Linked DNA regions of Homo sapiens: all the other regions are linked to region 1. Evidence: chromatin loops called from intact Hi-C (ENCODE). Cell type or tissue: dorsolateral prefrontal cortex. All regions are shown on one strand. Region 1 holds the start of LOC105374399 (a long non-coding RNA gene). Region 2 holds the start of DTHD1 (death domain containing 1). Region 3 overlaps NWD2 (NACHT and WD repeat domain containing 2).

Region 1 (8,000 bases):
GGAACTCGGGACCTCTAACCCATAATCTAATAATGATGCTCTCTTATATGTCATAGGGCAGTAACTTCACAGCCTGTACAATTTTATATGCTCAGACCTCAGAGTCTCCTCCAGAAGATAGATTGTTTCTTTCCAAGATTTTATAAACTAGATAAATAACTCCTTTAGATATATCACATTCTGGCCAGGTGTGGTGGCTCACGCCTGTAGTCCCAGCGCTTTGGGGAGGCCGAGGTGGGTAGATCGAGACCAGCCTGGCCAACACAGCAAAACCCCGTCTCTACTAAAAGCACACATGCACACACACACATACACACACACACAAAACAGCTGGGTGTGGTGACGGGTGCCTGTAATCCCAGCTACTCAGAAGAATCGCTTGAATCTGGAAGGCAGAGGTTGCAGTGAGCCAAGATCACGCTATTGCACTCCAGCCTGGTTGACAGAGCGAGACCCTGTCTCAAAAAAGAAAAAAAAAAGAGAGAGAGAGAGAGAGATCACATTCCATTAAATGATTAGGATTGGAGTGGCAGTTTAAGTTGTTTACATGCTATTCAAAACATTGGAAACCCCAAGCCAAACCAAGCCAAGCCAAGCCATCATTGCTTCTATAAACGCAATTTAAGACATCAATTGAAACAATGTTACTAAACAAAGAGAAAGTAGGATTGTTTTCTTGAATGAAGACATATAATTCAATGTAACAAGTTAAAATGAAAAAAAAAAAGAAAGAAAATCAGATCTGGAAATAGGGCATTCTAATTGTAAATACCAATGAATAATGGAGCACACTTCAAGGGAAACACTAGGAGATTCATTGCTGAGGAATGGATCTGAGAATAATTTCTCATTTCAAGACTTCATTTCATAGAGCTGTAGGTTAGATGAACAATTTGCTGCTGCTGTGCCCTATTTTTCTATTTGTAAACTCAGTAAACTTTCAAGACCATGTTGTTTACGCTCTCTTATAGAATGTTGTCCTAAGCCCTCTAATAATACCAAGTAATATTTACCATAGACCTTGAAATTGGAAAGAAATTCCCTAAAAACTAAAATCATTTATTTTCCATGTAGTTTAGCTAAGTGACATTTTATTATAGATACATTTTATGTATAGGAAAAATTAAAACTATTCATGAAGTTTTTGCTACAGAAGAATACTAAGGTTAAATAAAAAATAATCTTACACAAAAATCTTGGAACTTGCCCCCCAAAATTCAATGCTCAATGAATATTTAACCTATGCTACATAAATAACAACAGAGAAAAAATACTGGGGAGAGTTCAAGGTTATTGTAGGAAATATGTGCATATAAATAAAAGACTATAGAAATGAAAGTCCCCTTATACTTGTTCATACTGTCACCATGGGGAAATCTTTTGAATGGGCTTCTGAGTCCACATAAATAAAAGAATTAAGAATGCTAGTCTAACTGCTACAGAGAATTGTGCAGTCATGCCAAAGTTTCAAATAGGGAAATATTTAAATTAAATGACTCATGGCTCCGGAAAGTATTTCTTGTTCAAAGTCGTATAATATGGGTGGACCACAACAATTCAGAAACCTTCACCCATATTCAACAAAAATCTCAATTAGTGCATATGGTGAAATAATAAAATTCATACGATTACTTTAAAAAGGGACTTGAGAGGTCATCAAATCAGAAAATAAAATCACATGCTCTACAATTTAGAAGGCAACTTAGCAATCTTACAGTAAAATTATTTCTCATCTTTTTTTTGCCTTACTCTTTACTGATCAAGCATATTTCTGAACTCTACTTTCCTACCTTCTATGAAGATAATTCTAAATATAATTAATATTTGTATTAATGACTTAAAGTTATCAGTCTAAGAGGGCATTAGTTTTCTATTGTTTTGTAGCCGGTTATCACATACGTAGTGACTTGAAATAGCACCTATTTATATCCTTACTGTTTCTATAGTTGGAGTCTAGCACATTCTAGCTAGTCCTTTGATCAGGGTCCATCTCAGAAGGGTGAACTCAAGGTGCAGATGGCTGTGTCCCCATCTGGAGCTGTGGCTAGGGAAAGATACACATCCAAGCTCCATCAGGTTGTTGTCAAAATTCATTTCCTTGTTATTGTAGGACTGATGTCCCTATGGTATTGCTAGCTGTCAGTGAGGATTTCTCTCTTCTTCTTGAGGCTATCTTTGGGAGGGGTGGAGTGGTTGACACCTGTAAACCCAGCACTTTGGGAGGTCGAGGTGGGAGCGTTACTTGAGGCCAGGAGTTCAAGACCAGACTGAGCAAAAGCAACATAGAAAGAGTCCATCACTACAAAAAATTTTTTTGAATTAAGAAAAAAATAGAGGCTACACTTGGAGCTTCACCAGGTGGCCCCTTCTACTTCAGGAATGGAGAACCTTCTTCAACTGGAATTTCATTCATGCTGCTTTTGACTTCCCCTGCTGAGACCAGTCAAAAAAGGGCTCAGGTGACTAGGTCAGGCCCAGCTGAATACTTTCCTAATTCCATATAACATTACCAAATCCTATGAGTTAAATCCATTTCAATTCATAATGTGGGGAATTATTGAGTGTATATGACAAGAGGATGGTAAATCTGAGAGAGTCATCCTACAATTCTGTATGCTATAGAATTCCATGCAATGGAGAAGACATGGACTTTGAAATCAGAAAGGGAGGGGTTAAAAACCTAACTTTGCCACCTGATTTATTTATAATAGGTGCTTAAGAAATATTTGTTGATTGAATTATGAGTGAAAAAGTGAACAAATGAACAAGGAATATGTAAATGAATGAACTTAACATTTCAAAGCCTGTTTCATCATTGAGAAAGAAAAATAATAGCGCTGAACTGAAGGATGCTTATGAGAATAAAGTGAGATTATACACAAAAAGATCTTGGCACATAGTTAATATTCAATAAATTGGCACCTAGTATTAATCTTTCTACAGTGGCATAAAAGTGGCTTACCACTTTTATAAGGACTTCTAATGTCTCTGGTTTGCTGCAGCAGTCTGCTGCTAACACCAGCAATAATTTCAATCTTTGCATTTTCCTTCTCTTTCCCTTGCTTGTAGGGCTACTGGTTCTGCTACTTCTTTGATCAACATTGAAGTCAGATATCTTTAATAGCCATACAGTGTTTTCTTCCTTATGCTTAGTAAATTAGTTGTATCGGTCAGGATAATAGGGGTTTACAACAATAAAAAAAATGCATTTTTACATATTTGCATGCTGCTTATCACAAGTAGGCTATGGATCTCTCCCATGCTTCAGGACCTAGGCCAATGAAACACCCCTCCCTAAACCACTGATCCTCTCAAGGCAGAGAGGAAAGGAACATGGTGGAACCACCCCATGGCTCTTAAAGCTTCTGCTTAAATATGGCATTCATATTTCATGGGTACTCTAAATCATATCACCAAGCATAACATCCATGGGGCAGAATGCATAATTCCCCCACAGAAGAGCAGCAAATATTTTAATACAATCAGTCTCATTTTAGTGCTCATCTTTATATAGTTAATGGTTTTCAATTATGCTGCTCATTTTTGCTTTATGTTCAGGGGCTGTTTTACTGACACCACATTGTTGGTTTATGTGCTTAGAGATGTAATGTGGAAGGAGTCATAATATTCAGCTTTGTTTAGAATTTATCTCACAAAATACATTACTTTAAAATTATAACTAAAAATATTCTGGAAAATATCACCCAATTATTTGTTTAAAAATCATCCTAATTTAGATATTCACTTTTAATGTATGCTAGCCACTTTTTGTAAACCAACAAACCACAGAAGCACCCTTGTTCAGAACATTTCAAAATCAAGAAGGTAATTCTTTAGAATGTCAGTCAGTAGCATTTATTGGAGAGTGAATTTAATCAAAAGTACATTTATTTCATAGTACTATCCATAGTTTATATTTTCAGTTTCCATTTCCCAGTAATTCAGAGAAATTACAGTCAGTTCTAATGATCAATAATATATGTCATCATTACAGTTGCTTTGATTAAGGAAACAGAAGATACACTGTAATGTAAAGACCTCTATAATGCACCAGTTCTTGTAGATAGTACTTTGTTTCTTCACAGTGAATGGAAATTAGACATTTCAGAACATTAGAACACTACATTAGCCACAAAATAATGTACTATTGCATTGACAGTATATTGGCCATAGGTGAAATTATTCCCTCTAATTCTACAATAACTTCATAATTAAAAAAAAAAAAAAAGTATCCTGCAGAGCAGGTCTTTCACTACATAAAGGAATTTGTGAGGTCTTGAACATTTCCTTAATTTTATCTGTGACACAGAGGCCCCCTCGTGGTGGCATCTAGGCATTTGCAGTGACTATTTCTAAAGAAGAGTTTCAGGCTGACTGGCATAAACAGGGCCTTTCAGGTGGAGTGAGGCTTGGATCAGTTCAAATTTCTGAGGCTCTTGGCATATGTAAAAATTACCAAAAATAAGTCTAATAAAGATAGAATATATTGCGGTGTATTTTAAATTTTTTAGCATGTACAAATGCAGTGGAATATAATTTTATCCTTTAAATAGAGAGAAAAGGTCAAAAATATTAATTCAAAGTTTATAGATGGAGGTGACATGTATTCATAGAACCAGGTTTAAAGGTGCACACCGAGCAGCTTCCAGGGAAGTCAGTTAATCTTTGTGATAGTGGTGGGCTCTTCTCATTAACTACAATTTTAAATTTGAGTTCTGCTGTTGATGGGGGATTAAGCCAAGTGTTCCTCCTTCCCAACCAGTCCAATTCCGTGCCTCAGCTCCTCGGCTCCCCACTCCACCCTGCTTATTCTTGTGAACAGATAAATCATCTCAAATGAGGACTCTAAGAGGAAAAAATGGATATTCAGCATAGGACAGAGCTTGCACTGTTTCCTTTTTTTCCCTCCTATGTTACCCTTGGTTCAGTAGTAATCATGAAAAGTAAAAATAAAAATTGAGAAAGTGTTTTGGACAAGAAGTGGAATATGATAGGCAATGTCTTTAATCTTCCATGGTGAGAGTGTGACTTGAGGTCTTCATTAACCTTACAGAATACTCAGGTACATAGCCAAAGATTTTGAGTTAGAAGGTTGTTTTGGTCCTGTGAAACTGAATTTGAATATCCACTCCAGGGTATCCTGTATCCTGGGTCAGTTTGGCATATATCACCTTGCCTACAAATTAGAATCAACTGGGGAACTTTGTAATTCTGATTCCCAGAACACGCCTCTGACTAATTCAATCAGAATTTCTCAGAAAGGCTCCAGGAATCTCCTACAAATTCTAATACGCTGCTGATTTGAGAAACACTGGGCTGGAAAACAGAAAGGTCACAGGAGTGTCCCCATCAGGCTAAGACAACCAGGGACACACCTGAAATTCCACAAAGTTAGATTTCTTAATTCATTGCCATGAAGGGCTTGCACACAGAGGAACTGTGAGTGCCTCGGTAAACAAAAGCAAAGATGGAGTTATTTGAGTACACAGGAGGAGGGTGGACGCTAGTGTTTTGATAGGCTGAAAGCAAAGCAGAGCTGTGTATAAAGGGGTCAACATCAGGTCTGCAATGCAAAGTGGACCCAGAGTTTTCCTTCCTTGGCAAACAGGAATGTTGAGATAGATATGCAGTGTTGTATCCAGAAACCCTTTATCTGAAGCTCTGCAACTGGGTAGAAATCAAGAATGCTTTTCTGTGTCAAAATGACTTAGATCTTCCCGGCAAGAAAAGAATACGTCTTTCTCACAGATATGATTTCAGGCAGTAAGGTTTCTGATAATCCATGATTTGGGAGAACAAAAATGTCTCAGTGTATAAGAAAGCAGCAGTCACTCAAAGAAGGGGACATATTATAGCTGCAATATGTGCTTGGAGGAAACACTGATTCCTGTTAACTTTGCAGGTGGCTTCATCAGTGTCTGTTATTCCAGCTTGATGAATGGTGGGCCAGATTTTTACAGTCTGAGCTAATTTTTTTACCTTCTCAGACATGGCAACTATCCCCACAAAGTTGCTTCCAATAAGAAATATAGGGCACAAAAAGAGGATCCCAATAACATGTCAGTGTGTAGATGTTATTCATGAATTAATTCAGTGAAGATGTATTGAGTGCCTACTATGTGCTGGGTTCTGTGCAGGGAACTGAAAATTCACTGATGAACACTACTCAATCCTCAGCTCTCAAGAAACTTACAAACTGGTTGGAGAAAAGCACAAATAAATAGGCAATTACAACAGTGTATAGAAATGTTATAGCTGGATTTAAAATAGAGTTCCACAGACAATTAATCCAGTCCGGGGTATTCAGAGACTGAAAAAATATTATCAGACATTATGGAAGAGAGAGAAATGGTGGGGAGTTGGGTGTAGGGAAAGGGGTAGAAAGGTGGAAGTAAAAGAAAAAGGACTTTGAAAATATAATCATCTGGCTTCTAATCCAGGTTCTACTGCTGTAACTCAGAAAGAGTTTTCTCGCTTGTAAAGTAAGGAAAACAAAACAGAAACATTCACTGAGTGCCAGACAGAGTTCTAAGTAATAGGAATATATCAATTAAAAAAAGAGACAAGCACCCTGGAAATTAAATCAGGTGTTTATTTGCAGAAAGTAAATAAAAATGATAACTAGTAAGTAAATTATTTACTATGTTAGGTAATCAATGTCGAGAGGTAGTGGGGAGAGAATGCTAGCAGAGGAGTCCTGGGAGAGGCGGAGGGAATTGAGGACTCGTTGTGACATCTGTCAAAATGTGTAGGCAGTACGGGGCATTCTGGTGAGGTTAGATCACAGAAGTCATGCTTAGTTAAGCTAAGAGGGAATCCCCTGGCCTGTGTCAGCCACAATTTTGACCTTACTCAATATTTCCCTGTTCTTCTGACTTCAGAAAGGCTGACTTTGTACCTTAGATAAACTTCTTATTCTATAGCACAGTTTTGGACTTCTCATTGAGAACATTTCTGAAAAAGCCATCAGACAGCAGTTGACATTTCTTGCAAATACTGGTAGCAGTTGAACAGTTTAGGCAAAGCCCTGGTTTGCTTATAATGTTCTAAATTTCCGTTAGATGTTCTTCCCCTTTCTTTCATGCCCTACTTCAACCAAAAGCTGATTAAAACATGGTCCTCAACACCCACTCTTTCACCCCTAACCCTCATAACCAGAACAATGTGTAAGATATTTGGCTTGTCACATTCACTAGGATGGAGAGGCATTTTGTTCATTTGGTGGACAAGGTCAGGGATGCTGAATGGTCTGCAATTTATGAGCCAGTGCATGTTAATTTTTTGAAAACGGATTTCTTTCACAATGCCAATAACATCTCATTAAGAAACACTGGATTAGAAAAACAAAACTTTATCCAAAAGATTTAGCTATTTTGAAAATTAGATTATAATGTGCTCAAAGCCTACCTACCTCATTTGTTAAGGTATTTCTATTTTAGTCTAAAATACTTCAGAAGGGTGAGGCATGGTAATGCCTGTAATCCCAGAACTCTGAGAGGCCAAGGAAGGTGGATTGCTTGAGCCGACGAGTTCGAGACTAGCCTGGGCAACATGGTGAAACTCCATCTCTATAAAAAATACAAAAATTAGCCAGGTGTAAAGGCCTGCACCTGTATTCCCAGCTATTTAGAAGGCTGAAGTGGGAGGATCACTTGAGCCTGGGAGGCCAAAGCTACAGTGAGCCGTGACATCATGCCACTGAGCTCCAGTCTGGGCAACAGAGTGAAACCCTGTGTGAAAAAAATTAATTAATTAATTAATTAATTAATAATAATAAAATACTTCAGAATATACAAGGAAATATGTATGTGTTCATTTAAGCTACATTTTAGTGATAGTCAATTGCTGTAATCAAGAATTTACACTCCAGATGCTGTAAGTATCTAATCAAGATGACTATGGACATAGGTTTTGGTAATTCAAATAATAAATGTTACAAGATTTTATTTATAAAATTTGATGCTTAATAATTAGCAAAATGGTGACTGTAATGGTTTTTT
Region 2 (8,000 bases), 66 kb after region 1:
ATTTTCTACATTAAAATTACCAACTTGAGTTCCTCTTTTTTTACTACTTCTCATTTATACCAGTGAAATGATTGAAATACTGGAAATGTTGAAGAGAAATAAGAGGATCTATATATAACATAGCATTAATGTCCAGCTCTAAAATAATCAGATTTTAGACGTTTTTCAATTACTTGTAAATAGAATTTTAAAGCACAATTTAACATAGAAATCCAAAAAATATGTAGAAATTGCAGAGAGGGTCATTGATTTATGTTTACAATTCTAAACTCATAGTTAGAAGGAATAGAAAGTGACTCAGCACATTGTTCTGCTTGAGTATTCTTTGGTGATGGTGATAAAAATAATTCAGAAAATGAGAAACATTGTTTAATAGAGGATACAGTGACCCAGCGTTGTATAACTTTAGGAATGACTCTCCTCTGTGCCTTGGAAACCATCTGAATACACTTTTCTTCCAGGAGTTATGTTTCTCAACTGACAGATGAAGTAGAACAAGGTGACTTTTAAATGGTTCCATTCTCTTTAGCCCTAGTCAAATAGATTTAGGCTAGACAGTAAAATACAGTTATGTGGCATGGCACTGGTATACAAATAGACACATAGACCAGTGGAACAGAAAAGAGGACCCTGAAATAAAGCCAAATACTTACAGCCAACTGATCTTCAGCAAAGCTTACAAAAATATAAACTGAGGAAAGGACACCCTATTCAACAAATGGTGCTGGGATAATTGGCAAGCCACATGTGGAAGAATGAAACTGCATCCTCGTTTCTCACCTTATACAAAAATCAACTCAAGATGTATCAAGGCCTGAAACCATAAAATCAGACCTGAAACCAAAAAAAGTTCTAGAAGATAACATCAGAGACCCAGCACAGTGGCTCACGCCTGTAATCTCAGCACTTTGGGAGACCGAAGCGGAAGGATCACCTGAGGTCAAGAATTCAAGACCAGCCTGAACAATATGGTGAAATCCTGTCTCTACTAAAGATGTAAAAATTAGCTGGCATGCTGGTGGGCGCCTGTAGTCCCAGTTACTTAGGAGACTGGAACAGGAGAATTGCTTGCACCTGGGAGGTGGAGGTTGCAGTGAGCTGAGATCGTGCCACTGCACTCCAGCCTGGGCGAAAGAGCAAGACTCCATCTCAAAATAAAATAAAATAAATTTAAAAAGATAACATCAGAAAAACCTTTCTAGACATAGGCTTAAGCAAAGACTTCATGACCAAGAACCCAAAAGCAAATGCAACAAAAACAAAAATATATAGGACTTAACTAGACTAAAAAGCTTCTACACAGCAACATAAACAATCAGCAGAGTAAACAGACAACCAACAGAGTGGGAGAAAATCTTCTCAATCTATATATCCGACAAAGGACTAATATCCAGAATCAACAAGAAACTCAAACAAATCCAGAAGAAAAAACAAACAATCCCATCAAAAAGTGAACTAAGGACATGTATAAACAATTATCAAAAGAAGATATGCAAATGGTCAACAAACATATGAAAAAATGCTCAACATCACTAATGATCAGGGAAATGCAAATCAAAATCACTATGCAATACCACCTTACTCCTGCAAGAATGGCCATAATCAAAAAACAAACAAACAAGATGTTGGTGTGGATGTGGTGAAAAGAGAACACTTTTACACTGTGTGTGGGAATGTAAACTAGTAAAACCATTATGGAAAACAGTGTGGAGAATCCTTAAAGAACTAAAAGTAGAAGTACCATTCAATCCAGCGATCCCACTACTGGGTATCTACTCAGAGGAAAAGAAGTCATTATGTGAAAAAGATACATGGATACTCATGTTTATAGCAGCGCAATTCACAATTGCAAAAATATGGAACCAGCCCAAATGCCCATCAATCAAGTGGATAAAGAAATTGTTACATATACATATTTATATCATGCCCTGGAATACTATTCAGCCATAAAGAGGAATGAAATAATGGCATTCACAGCAACCTGGATGGAATTGGAGAACATTACTCTAACTGAAGTTACTCAGGAATGGAAAAACAAACATTTTATTTTCTCGCTTACAAGTGGGAGCTGAGCTCTGAGGATGCAAAGGCATAAAAATGATACAATAGACTTTGGGGACTCTGGGGAAAGGGTGGGAGGGAGGTGAGGGATAAAAGACTACACATTGGGTACAGTGTACACTGCTCAGGTGATGGGTGCACCAAAATCTCAGAAATCACCACTAAAGAACTTATTCGTGTAACCAAACACCACCTGTTCCCCTAAAACCTATTGAAATAAAAAAAAATAAGAAAAATTTTTAAATTAAAACTTTTAAAAATAAAATACAGGTATATAGAACATAAAGGCATACCAGTCAAAAATGGACTGCACATATAATGGTGGTCTTAAAAATTATAATACTGTATTATTGCTGTACCATTTCTATGTTTAGATATGTTTAAATACACAAATACTTAGCATTGTGTTTTAGCTGCCTAAAGTATTCCGTATAGTAACATACTTTACAGGTCTGTGGCCTGGGAGCAATATGCTATACCATGTAGACTAAGCGTGCAGTAGGCTATACCATCTAGATTTGTGTATGCACATTCTGCAGTGTTTGCACAATTGACAAAATCACCCAACCATCCATTTCTGTGAACATGTCCCCATCATTAAGTAACCGATGACTGTAATCACATTGGTTTACTCTAGCCTTATTTTCCCTTTTTGTATACACCAGGACAGCTAGGAAGAGATAGGTTGCTTTCAGAAAGCTATACGGGGGAATTGACAACACATTCTGAGTGAGGTTTTGTTTATCACACACATCTTTTATGTGGCATGATGGCTTCCTAGGCCGAGGGATTGCAATGAGTACTCAACTTCTGAAATATACAAGCCAAGCACAATTGGTTTGGGTGCTGCAAAGAGGAAGTCACTAACCAGGAAACACCTAAAGGAGGTGTTAGAGGGAGTAGTTCAGGCAATGACTCATTAACCGATGCTTTGAGTCATTTCTGAATGTGAGAATATGGAGCTTCAATGTTTTTCTCAAGTGAAACAGGTAACCACATATAGACTACTTTAGCAGTTGTTTTGTTGGAGCGGTAATTCTTACAAATCATGTGGATCTATCATGCACTGAATATCCTCAACCATAGAATTCATCAGACTCTGACCTGTAGAAACATTACGGCCAAATTAGAACCACCTCTTCATTTTATGGGCGAGATAACTAAGGTCAAGGTGAGCAAAATGACTTGCCTAAGATCATAGTCCTCAAAATGGTATCATACACCTGAAAGAGCATCAGTACATCAAAGCAGAGATGGGGGTAATGGAACAATGGTAGTGAGTGACAGGTGAAGAAAGTGAGAGTTTTTGGAGCTAAAATAAATGAATAGACTAACATTTACCTGGTGTGAATATCTGAAAAAGTGGCCTGGTGTTAGGTCGTTTAAGTGATTTTCTCATTTGACCTTACCAAATAATCCCAGGATGTATATATTATTTCTACAAATAAGTAAATTAGGCTGAGAAATGAAGCAAGTTGCCCAGGGTCACAGAATTAGTATGTAATAAAACAGAAAGTGAAATTTAAGTTTGTCTGATGCCCAAAACACATATTTTTTTTTTTCACTTCTAAGCGTGTTATGTTTGTCTGGGAAAATATGGTCTGTGAATATCTTATTTTATACGGACAAATAGGGCCTTATTACCTCTTTGCACAGGAGAGAAAATTTATAAAATAGATTGGTCTTTCTCACTTTTTTGAAGTTATGGTCTCCTAGAGAATCTGATGACAGTTCTAGACCATATCCAAGGAAATGAAATAGGTCTGAACATACACATTCAATTTTAAGTACCTCCCAAAGCTCATCCATAAAATCCCTAGAGTTCTACAGACACGGGTTTAAAACTCATAATGATTTTCTTGAGAATATAAATAAAGTGAATCTGAGGCTAAAACATTCTCTCCAAATCTTCTAACACCCTACAGTCTTCTAGTTTTTCTTATTATATTTGAACTCGTAGTAATTTGCAAAGTATTCATGATCTGGACAATTGCTCATTTTAACTACTTTCGTATCTACTCAATTCCTTCCTCTTTAAAAAAATGTAATGTGTTTGTTTCTTAAAGCTATAAGAAATAAACAATATTAATAATAGTGGCCATATAAATTTTTATAGGAGTGATTTAAGCTGAATTACTGATTACAATATCTTTGGGAGGTATGAAATGGAAATACTATGCATGTTGCTATAGTCTAACTGTTTGTGTCTCCTCAAAATTCATGCATTGAAATCCTGACCCCCAAGGTGATGGTATTAGGAGGTGGGTCCTTTTGGGATATGATTAGGTCATGAGGGTGGAGCCCTCATGAATGAGATTAATGTCTTTATAAAGCAGGCCCAAGGGAGCTTGTTCACTTTTTCCACCATGTGAGGACACAGCAAGAAGGCACCTTCTATGAACCAGAAAGCCCTCACCAGACACCAAATCTGCTAGCACCTTGATTTTGGATTTCCAAGCCTCCAGAACTGTGAGAGATAAATATCTGTTGTTTAAAAGCTACTCACTTTATGATGTTTTGTTGTAGCAGCCTGAATGAACTAAGACATGTACTAACTATAGAAACACACATATAAGTAGGCATACTTAAGCACTTCCCACATTGCATTTACTTACTCCTTTTCCATTATGTTATTCTTGTGCTTTATATTCTCTGAATCATTGGGAAGAGTACTATTTATATATTTCTTGGAGATATCACATATTATTGAGGATGTGGTCATCTCTTCTCTTGGGCTTTCTGAAGTCTCTTGAATTTCTGTCTCTGTTGTCTGAATTATGCCATGAGTCTCTTCCCTGTTGCCATTTATGTTCTCAACAGTCATGTGTTCTATTTGTTTATCATCTTCATTTTCTGCATTATCTGGGAACATTTTATTCTGTGACTCTTCTTGCCCCAGTACACGTCCATTCAGTGATGTATTGTTTTCTTTTTCCACTAATGCTGAACTCATATGTGTTTTATTTTTTTCTAACTGGACCTGGTTTGTGTAATGACTTTCCTCTCCATTTGTGGGAGAAACAGTAGCTGTTTCTATGACATTTAGTTCCCCTCTTGCAGCAATGTCTGCTGCTTTGGTATCTTGAATGGAGGACATTGTCTGCTGTGGAGTACATTCATCATGCATGCCGCATAAATTACAAATCTCCTTTTCTTCTTTCTTTAGAAGTGCAGCAGTGCTCCCCAAATGTTCAGTTATTTTTATGAGGCAGTCTATGAAAGTAATGATTTCTACACACACATACATGGACACACAAAGAATAAATACAAAACTAAACCAAATTATGTTTCTGCACTGACATCTAATGAAACATGGCAAGATAATTTTAGAAACCTACAAAGACCTTTACTGTGCATTTAAGCCAAACTCCTGAAGGAGAAGTAATTGTATAACTGTCACTCTTTTAACAATTGTAGGATTGACAACAAACCATTTTTAACATGGTAGCAAAGAGTAAATCTAATCCCTCTTGCTTATAAAGATACTTCGAATATTTAAAGACAAATGTCATAACCTCTTGCTCCCCCAATAAGAACTGAAGTCAACATCTCCCTCAATTGTTTTTCATTTGGTATGATTTTGAGAACTCTTCTTTTACCACTGGATGTACAATAGTTTATCAATGATCCATTTAAAATGCTGGGCTGAAAATTAGGCGAACACTCCAGATGAGGCTTGGGTGGCAGAAACACCATACCTCCATTATTTCTGCCAATGTAGATGCTTTGTTTTGGAGCCTAGTTTACTGCTATAAGAATTGGATTAGGTTTATACTATTCCTCCTGATGAATTTGTGAGCATTGGAAATTTTCAAATTAGTCCTTCAGAGAATAGCTCTGACCATACCAATTCTCTGATTGGAACCTGAAGTGGCTACTCAAAGCCTACTAACTCAGGTCAACCTTCTTCACTCTGAAGTAAACTCTTAGCATGATCAAATCTTATATAATCTCTCACTCCGTCATCATTCTTCCCACTCTCCTATTTGTTCATCCTGCTTCTCCTCACTACTGAGGTCACCTGATGACTTCTTGCAGGCTTAGTACCTCTCTAGTCTTTAGAATTCAGTTCTGAACTAAAGAATAGGTAATTTAAGGCCCCATAGCTTAGTGTTTTTAAAGCCATCACCAAATCATCCCTTCACCAGTCAGGGCTTTTCTTTGGGATCCAGTTCTGACAACTTGTGTTTTGTTTTGTTTTGTTTTTGTCTTATACCTGAGAACTTGTCTTTATTTTTAACTCCTATTCTGGTAACCAAGTCCTTGTTTTTTTCTGAATATATATTTGCTTGTTATATTGCCAAAGACCATGTTCCACTCCCTCCAGAGGCTAAAGGTCTCATTGTGGGCTGCAGCTGATGGCTTCTCAGTCATGCTGCCTTTAGACAGATTTCCCTGATGCCCACTATTTGCCCTTTAGATTGAATTTCTTAACATCATCTACCCTGGATTTCCTCATAGATGGAACCTGCCCACTTATCTTGATACTGTATTATTTAGAGTTGAATTTCATGATGCCACCTATATGCTTATCTGGAGTAACTGTTGTTATCTAGGATTATATTCATCAGATTCCACATTCTTCCTGCCTTACTGTACTTTTCCACATCCATAACTGGACCTATTCCCAAGAATCCCTCTCCAGCCCCAGTGCATGGGGATCCAATTCCCTATCCCAACCCACTCCAGTCTTCCCAGTAATTTTGCAATCAATAAGGCTAAGCTCAAATGACCCTAGAGATAGAATACTATATTCTGATATAAAAAACAAACTACTAGCTCTGCCTCAGTGGCCTGTATTTTCCTGTCTCTAAGTCTTGGATCCTACTAAAATTACCGACTCTCTCTTTCCTGCTGCATAAATCCAATTCACTCTTTAAGCTTCAGCTTAAATACTACATTTTTCTAGCAAACTTCTCAATTCCCCACCCTACAGATGGGATTTAAACTGCTTCTGAAGTCCAAAAGCACTTCATTCATGTGTTTCTAATGGGACTGGCCCCAATGTCCCTGGCATTATTGTGCATTTGTCTCAACTTATTTCCCCTTTGAAATTGTTAGTCTCTTGTGGACAGAAACTCTATCTTAGCCTATCTGGTATACTCATAGCCCCTCTCAGATCTTGCCCTAATCAATATTTCTTAGAGAAAGAATAAACTAAAAAAAAGAATACTTGCCTTTTCTCGAGACACATTGATTCTCTTTGTCAAGCAGCACATGCAGCTGCTGGCAGGTGGAACGCAGGGTGCCTGAGGTGTGCTCCAGCAGCTGGTGAAGGGCACTGCTGAGTTCCTGACCCAGAAAGACCACAGTGGCCATCCAAGTGGCCCCACCAGCCCCCTCACAAAGGTCATCACCCAAGAGTGCCTGCTTTAGCATCTGGTTTTGTCTCCAAATCTGCTTCAATATTTGGCCCAGTTTACCTGAGCCCATGTATTCCATATCCATTTTATGATCCAAAAGTGGTATTTTCTCTCCTGCCAGCAAAGCCTAAAGGTTTTGCAAATTCAAACTTTGTGATTGTTATTTCTCCTAAACTCTAGGAGATGATCCGAGTCAGCTAGCCCAGCACTTTCTCACAACATAGTGGTTATTCAGTTTGGTGTTGACTAGTGAAAAGTTACTAGGTGACCGAAGAAGGGGCGTTCCTGTACCATGGGTGCTACTGTGTACAGAATACATTAATCACTGGGGTAGAGCTGACTCACATGATCCAACTCTCTGTGTAAGTTTTACAAATTCAATATACTGTGGAAGTACCAAATACTTTTCAAGTTTTGAGGCAACAAAATACAGATTCCAGGTAGGGTAAGAAGTTTATTAATCAAAGGTAAACTGTATGAACAATATTGCTGGCAGGATTCCTGTAAACTTAAAAATATTTATGAATGAAATAATGTGATGTCTGATTTTGCTTCTAAATAATCAGGGAGCATAGG
Region 3 (8,000 bases), 1.0 Mb before region 1:
GCTTGAATAATGTAGTTAACAGTGATTCATTTACCGAACTGATTGGTTAGGTTTGTTGGTCCATTCTGCATTGCTATCAAGGAATATCTGAAGCTGAGTAATTTATAAAGAGGTTTACTTGGCTCATAATTCTGCAGGCTGTACAAGAAGCATGGCACCAGCATCTGCTTCTGGTGAGGCTTCAGGGAGCTTTCAATTCTAGCAAAAGACGAAGAGGAAACAGACATGACACACGGAAAGAGAGGGACCGAGAGAGAGGAGGGAGGTTCCAATCTCTTTCACAACCAGATCTTGCGTGAATCCATTACTGTGGGAATGGTACCAACTCATTCATGAGAGACCCACCCCATGAACACCTCCCACTAGGTCCCACCTTCAATATTGGTGATCACATTTCACCATGAGATTTGGAGGGGACAAATATGCAAACTGTATAAGTAGGGAAAAAGCAGGTTTACAAACAAATATAATATAAAAAATTCTGCTCTGGACATACAGACTTTGAGATGCTTGTGAGACATCCAAGCAGATATAGGGAGCCCAGAGCTCAGAGCACAGGTCAGAGCTGGGACTGCATGTTCAGGGTGTGCAGTTGATCCTGAGTGCTAAGTTAGGATACAGGAGATCTTCTGGAAAGCCTGTATTTGCAGAGAGTACAGTAAGCACCCAGGACCTACCCTGGGACACTCCAACATTTAGGGCTTGGGTAGAAAAAGGATGCCAGAAAGTTCAGAAACCACACTACACTTCTATGTTCAATTTTCAAGCTAGGAAAAGACCTATAAATTCATGATGGTTTCATGTCAATTTAATTTTGTTTGGAATTTATGTGTGTGTGTGTGTGTGTACTGTAGTTTATTTCAATACACACTTAGGATTGCTTTTTTTATTCTTCTAGACAACATTAGCAGAGTTTAGCTGTAGAAATCCCTGGAAATCTTTCTTTATAGAGAAATAACAAAACTCAGTATGATGAACAAGTACCACAGATAAATCTCACAAAATCCCTAAATGTCCAAAATCAAGGGAATAAAGCCTCTTGAGCCCTCACATGACAACAGCTCTGTGGCAACCACCTTGGTAGTGTGATGTGCTGAGGAAAGGACACATTTTCAGAGATTTAAAAAACTTTAATCTCCAAATTAAGTATTTCTTTATAGTACTCTGTTTTAGACAACAAAGAATGGTAACATAGTTAAGAGCTCAAACTCTGTGGTCAGGTACATCTGAGCTAATGAATATACTTAGAATTCCTGGCATGTGCTGAGCACTTGGTAGACATTATTATCAATAATACCCCAAATCCATCCTTCCTCCCAGTTAATTTCTATCATACTATTAGGGATGTTTATATCATTAATAACATCTTGTCCAACCAGTTTCTGTGTTTCTCATCCTTGTTCTCATGAGGTAGCTTATGCTTTCCTGGTGGACATGGCCCCTCAGCCTGGTGTTAAGGTGGAACTTTTGTTGTGCTCCTGATGTTTCTATGTGAGGGGACCCTCACTGTAGTAACACTTTCCGGTTTTTCACCCCTATTCAATCAGTCCTCACACAGAATGATTCTTTGGAGGCTCTGGGAGATGAAATTAGGCATCTCTTTTTGGTATTTACCTGTGGGCAGAGAGAACGCTGCTCTGTTCCTCTTGAGCAGCAAGTTTCACAGGATCAGGACCCTTTGTGGGAGTCCAGTTATAGGAGGGTATGTCAGGGTGGTGAAATTTTAGCAAACCCACTTGCCTGATGATTTCCAACAGCTAGATTCACAGAAAAGATGATTTTTTAAGTTGTCACCTGTCCAACTCCTATGCTTCTCAGTTGGTTCAGAATTTAAGCAGGGGAAAGAAAGATGTAATATTTACTGATCCCCTAAATTCCCAATATCTGTTATTGGGAATTTGGAAAACCAAGAGTAGAGAGGCTTTTCCTGCAGTCAAGGCAGTTGGGGCTCTAGGGTCAGCTGGGATCGGTCATGTGTTTTAATCTTGGTAGCTGGCAGGTGTCTACATCACTCCATGAAGCTGGGTTCTACCACTGGCTTTTTAAGTTTTATTTTAAATTGACATAATAATTGTACATGGTTATGGGGTACAATATGATGTCTTGATACATATATACATTGTGTAATGATCAAATCAGGGTAATCAGCAACGTGTGCTAATTACCATTGGCTTCTAACTGGTGTGGCTGAGCAGAAGACTTCAGGCTTTAGCAAGTGTGGGCCCTTTAGGATTCCAACCCTGACTTAGGGTGGCTCTGTCCACAGATGAATGGCTATTTTTATGCAGGCAAGAAGATATTGGTATGTAGGTAGGGCTGTAGTTGCTAGCCTTGGAAAGCAGTCAGAATGGAGGCCAAAACATGGAAAGTTCTTTGGGGTAAAAGTCTTTTAGATGTATCTGGAGGCTGAATGACTTTGTGCTGCTGTTTCTCAGCTCTGCCTGTTGGCCAGAACTTGCAAGAGAAGACATAGCTGAGCTCCATGTGCACTGTGAACACCAGCAGTTCTAGCATTAAATGACTAGTACCAGGCCCAAGGAGGCAGCATTATTTTGGCTGTCTCAGAATCCATGAACTACCTTCAGGGACAAAAGAGAGAATATGGCTTTTTGTCATTATGTGGCTTGCCAAAGGCTCTGAAGAGTCACCTAGAAAAAGTATTATATATTCAAAATAAACAGAATATGCCATCTTCTTGGGTTGAGGTAGAGAACAACTCAATAAAATTATTACAAACCCAAGGGCTTATCCCTAGGAACCAGGGAATGAAGGAAGAACGCAAACGCTTTGAAGAATGTGCTGCAGTTTGACAATGGTATCAGGAGCAGTGGAAGATTGGAAACAAAATAAAGAAGGCAAACTGATTAAAAGCTAAAGAAAAGAAAGATTTTCCCTGAGGGAAAGGCTGACATCTTAGAAGACAGGCTAGATAGACATAAACTGTTTAAAAGCCAGAAGATGTGCCTAAGTCTGTCTGCTCCTAAAAAGGGAATCAGACGTGGGGAGGGAGAGCATCAGGATAAACAGCTAATGCATGTGAGGCTTAATACCTAGGTGATGGGTTGGTAGATGCAGCAAACCACCATGAGACATGTTTACCTATGTAACAGACCGGCACGTCCTGCAGGTTTTTATTTAACTATAAAAAAATTAAATAAAAAAATAAAAAGGGGTGAATAAGAAAAGTGGAGAGATCTTTAATCTGTTACTAGATCAGAAAGGGTGACCTGGGCCCAGTGAAAACCAAAGACAGAGGGCAGGATCTCAGAAAACAACTTGGAATTACTCCTCTAGAGGGCGCAAAAACCCAGAAAACTTTTGCAAACTTACTAAAAACGTTCAGAGTCCAAAGTAAGAGCCATGGGGCACTCTCATCCTGATGACTGGGTTAGTGTACAAAGCAGTTACCTATGTGGGCAGGTGTGATATGAAAAGGCTGCGGAAAGCAGCATATAACACTCAAAGAATTCCTAGGTGAGTTTTCAGGTGATAGAGCCAGCGTAGGGGGCATGCAGGTGTTTTCTATGCCCTGAGGGACTTGCTTGAGAAACCTACGAGATCAGAACTCAAAGAGAAGACACAGACAAGATGAGACATATTCTATGTGAACAGACAGGCCAATAATAGAGCAGTTCAGGTTTAGGTTCTCTGCTAATCTGATGGGAGAATATTACCCAGGTGGGATTCTCCAATCTAGAGAAAGGCACAATTTATTTGAAAAGTAGGCGTCTCTGGCATATCAAGAACATAATTTCATTATTTTTCACCACAGGAAAGCCCACATGATGAAATCTAAAGAGATATCTTAGAAAATCAAATTGTTTTGGCTGTAAATCAAAGGGGGAGAGGGAGAAAGCCCTCAAATTTAGTAAACAGGGCTAGTCCCATATGTGTTAGATAAGGGAAGAAACCAAGTTAAGGTTAAATTGTCAGAAATTCTCGGGTCTTCCTAAAAGACTGCTACTGCAGAGAAAGATTACACAGAGAAATGCACCTTAGGCTTCAAATAATCAAAGTCTGAGGGAAGATAAGTGTTTTAAGGAGAACACAGCAGAAGAAATGGTTGTCAGCAGGCTCTTGAGACAACAACAGCACTTTCAGCTCAGGAGTTTTTTTCAGGCGGCCGGGTGCGGTGGCTTACATCAGTAACCCCACCACTTTGGGAGGTCAAGGTGGGTGGATTGCCTGAGCTTAGGAGTTCAAGACCAGCCTTGGCAACATGGTGAAACCCCATCTCCACTAAAAAAAATCCAAAAATTAGCCAGGCCTGGTGGTGTGCGCCTGTAATCCCAGCTACTCGGGAGGCTGAGGCACAAGAATTGCTTGAACCTGGTGAGTGGAGGCTGCAGTGAGCCGTGATCACGCCATTGCACTCCAGCCTGGGTGACAGAGCCAGAGCCTGCCTCAATAAATAAATAAATAAATATATAAAAAATAAAAATAAAATTTCAGGAAATTCTCCAGCTGGAACAAATTTGTTGATTCAGTGAAAATCATTCCTCACTGCAGCATTGGGAGGCTAGAAACCCGGGCTCACAGGGGAAAAGGGGAGAGAGAAGTGTGGAACATTACCACTGAGGAAACTCTCAAATAAAATTTGATGCTGAGGTTGCCACCATTCCAAATGTCGAAATTTGCAAGGCAGGAATGTGTCAATGTCATGTCTTGTGATGGAAGACAGTACACCTAGGGAAAAACATCCTCCTTAATATGGTAAACAGAGGGCCAAAATCAATCTCTTGATGGCAGCATTCTCTTAAATAAATCTAGGTTCACTGGAGTGCAGGTGTAGTGAACCTAAATAATCTAGGTTCACTGGTGTGCAGGCGCAGACCCACTGACATCCTGGCAAGGTGGAAACCGGGACTTTCCTGATCTCTGTCTTTCACTTGCTACCCCTGAAATCTCTGCTGTGGTTTTTGGCAACACAAAGTGTGGATTTGCGAAATACAAGTATGCCTGGACTAACTTCTTTAGGGCCTTGGGCTAACTTGTTTTCTACATTTCATGGGTGTTTGCTGTGTTTTCTTCTCTCTTGAGAAATGTAAAATTTTATTTGTGAGATGCTGGAGCAGTGACACGCATCCAGGAGAGGACAGTCCAAGCTTGCCCACAGTGTCACGAATGTCTCTGAATTAGACTGAACAGATAAAATATTCAGATCAATTTTGAAATTTAAAAAAATGTTATCCCACAAAAGCAAGAGAATTTTCTCTTCAACATCAATTCTTTTGAAATGTGACTTAACTACTTCATAGTTGAATTCTTTGGAACATTGATTTTTAAACTTTAATTTCTCCCTTTGTAATGAGATTTATATTCAAATATAGAACTGTTTATAGTATTTTCATTTCACTTCTGCAACAGATGGGCTGTCATTTCAGCTTGGTACAGAACCTCTGAAGTTGGAAATGTGGTTACAGGTAAATGGGGATGGGAAATAGAATACAGATTGACTTTAGATGCAGAGTAGCTTTGGTATTAATTTCATAATTGTGTATTTCTGTCCTGTTTGGAGCTTTCAGAGGATAAAATAAACACAGCCAAGGGAGGATGCCCAAAGCAGCAGTAGTGGGCTCTGAGGGAGCGGCCTCATGGAGTTGGAGGTAGTCCTGCCCTGACAGATGTTAATCTCCTCGCACTCCAGGTGGCAGCCATACAGAGGGATAACCCAGAGTCTCAGTGGCTGATCCCAGTGACGCTGAGAGAAGACAAACCTGGGGATGTTAAATGGGATTCGATATCCCACTCCAGGTGTTTCTATTTGGAGGAGCTCCATTAGATTAACACCCGGGGCTCTTCTCCACCTTCACTCACTCCACCCAGGAGAGCAGGAGTCACTGATGGTGACGTGGGAAGAGGAAGTGGGATATGAGTGACTCGGCCCTCTCTACCTCACTCTGGGCTCTGTCTGCTCAAATCCATGCTAGCTGTGCTGGAATTCAGCTCAAATCCTCCACAGGGCACATTTCAGGCTTCTTGGGGTGGGGCTAGGGCTTGGGGGGAGGCTTGACGTGTTAGGATCACCAGTGGGTGGTTCATTCTGTCTCTTGAAAGATTATTTTGCTCGACATTAGGATCTAAGTCATTTCCTTCAATAGCTTTATCATAAAAAAGGTGAGATTTTAATCTCCATCTACCTGATTCCTGCAACCACCTTTCAACTGGTTCTGAATTTAAGCAGGAGAAAGAAGAGCATTTCCTGATTGGCTAAGTCCCTAACTCTTGGGCTCCATCAAGACTGGGGGGAACGTTTATCTTAAATAGTTTGTCAGAATCAATACAGAATGTGGATGAAGCCTCCGAATTCCACCTGCCTGCTCACATTCTAGCTTCATCACTTGCTAGCTGTGAGTACTTAAGAAATTAAAAACACCTCTCAAAATAGCATTTGTAATATGAAAATAATGTAGTACTTACTTCACAGAAGTTTTGGTGAAACAAAATGAGATAATGTAGACTATTCATGAAATCCACTTTTTTTTTGGCTTGTGATTCCTTAGCATATAGTTCCTAATAATAACCATAGCTAGCATTTATTTAAGGCATACTATGGGTAAGACCCTGTGCTAAGCAACATAAACACAATATCCTATTTGATCTTCATAAAAATTGTATAGTAAGTTTTAATATTATTCAAACTTTATAAATGAAGGAATTAAAGCCTAGAGGGAGAAAAACATTTGTCCAAGGTCACACATTATATGATAGAACAGATATGTAAATACTGATGGTCTGATTTCAGAGTCCGTACTCTTAAACAGTCTCCCCCAAAATAACATCTGCCATTTATTGACTGTCTACTGCAGCACACATTAGGAGCTGTGTCTCATGTAATTTCCCCAATCCTAGGTAGGTTAAGAGTCCGGACTTTATCGTCAAACAGATGTGGTTTTGAATTCCAACTACAATTTTCTAGCCTAGTAGCCCTGGAGAAGTTAATCTGAACGTTTATTTTTCATCTGTAAATTGGTATAACAATACCTGCAACTCACAGGGTTGCTGTAAGGATTACGTGAGAAAATGCTTAGTGCTTGACTCACTAGAAGCAATCAATGAAATGCATTAATTCTTATTCTTATTTTAGAGATGAACATAGAACAAGTGGCGGAGCCAAGTTCAAATGCTTCTTGCCTTTACTTTTCGGTTGTTTCCAGTAATTTCTGCTCTTTCCAGTGCTAATATATGTAATATATATATATCTGAAAGATAACACGGGGTAAAGCAGTGGGCTTCCAGTTGTATTCTATGGAGCCATTTAGGGCCTCTGCGGGTGGGATGGAAATAGGTACAGGTAGGAGAGAAGTCCAAGTGCCCATCTGTCCCCTACTAAGAACAGTTACACCTTCATTTGTAACAGAGTTTGATGCAGTTTTTATTTAATGAAAGTGTTCCTTGGCAAAACAAAAACAAAACCTCCCTGAGAGCCACAGGCTTGCAGTCAGGAGGCCTCGGGTTGGGACTACTTCATCATCTACTCATGTACGGTCTGGGTTAGTTCTGCTCCACAATTCCGTGTCTCAGTGAACCCACACCAACAAAAAGCATTATAAAATCTGAATACCTCCTGGAGGTATTTAGAGGATTAAATAATAAAACATATGTCATGTGCTTTTTGAAATACAAAAGCATGACACAAAAGGGAATGTACCCTGAAACTAGGCTATTAGGGTTTGAATTCCGGCTCCCCACTTACTGTGTGGCTCTGGGAAAGTTACTCAACCTCTCTGTGTCTCTGTTTGTTCTGTGAAGTGCAGACAACAGTACTATCCTCATCATTCTGTTGGACGGACTAAATGGCTTAAGTCCTTCCAACAGAATTATGTTGGATGTGTTTGCTACATTTATTCTTAGTCTTAGATTTGACCGACTACATTGGCTCTGACCATCACAATTCTTCCTGTGAAAAGCCTGCAAAACAGACCAGAAAGTGTTATCCTTAGGTATAAAAACCACTGGATAAATTTATGAACCCTGTCATGTGGTTTTCCACTGAATTA

What was found. Hi-C counts contacts between places; a loop is a spot of excess contacts. Peaks named below come from ENCODE experiments on the same cell type or tissue, not always from the same donor. Only the 100,000 strongest peaks of a DNase experiment are listed, where the experiment ranks them.
Region 2: a loop joins it to region 1, with 9 times the contacts of the local background. A loop is called at or near these places in 5 of 110 quality-filtered maps.
Region 3: it touches region 1 in a loop (4-fold over the local background); 52 of 110 quality-filtered maps call a loop at or near these places.

What each region holds. Positions count from the first base shown.
Region 1 is chr4:36,347,603-36,355,602 of GRCh38, reverse strand. It overlaps LOC105374399 (a long non-coding RNA gene), which reads right to left and starts at 233. Exons shown (of 3, transcript XR_925195.3): 1 at 1-233. RefSeq lists an enhancer at 6,895-7,044. In dorsolateral prefrontal cortex, CTCF peaks have their summits at 4,124 and 4,324; a DNase peak (open chromatin) is centred at 4,332; H3K4me3 peaks cover 905 bases; H3K27ac peaks cover 3,007 bases.
Region 2 is chr4:36,281,268-36,289,267 of GRCh38, reverse strand. It overlaps DTHD1 (death domain containing 1), which reads right to left and starts at 7,652. Exons shown (of 10, transcript NM_001170700.3): 1 at 7,239-7,652; 2 at 4,677-5,292. The coding sequence starts at 7,509. In dorsolateral prefrontal cortex, no CTCF peak of the experiment used is centred here; no DNase peak of the experiment used is centred here; H3K27ac peaks cover 8,000 bases.
Region 3 is chr4:37,379,115-37,387,114 of GRCh38, reverse strand. The region is part of intron 3 of NWD2 (NACHT and WD repeat domain containing 2); the gene reads right to left. Among named protein-coding and RNA genes, the nearest start is that of PGCKA1, 71 kb to the left of the region's middle. In dorsolateral prefrontal cortex, CTCF peaks have their summits at 3,051 and 3,257 (motif pointing right); no DNase peak of the experiment used is centred here.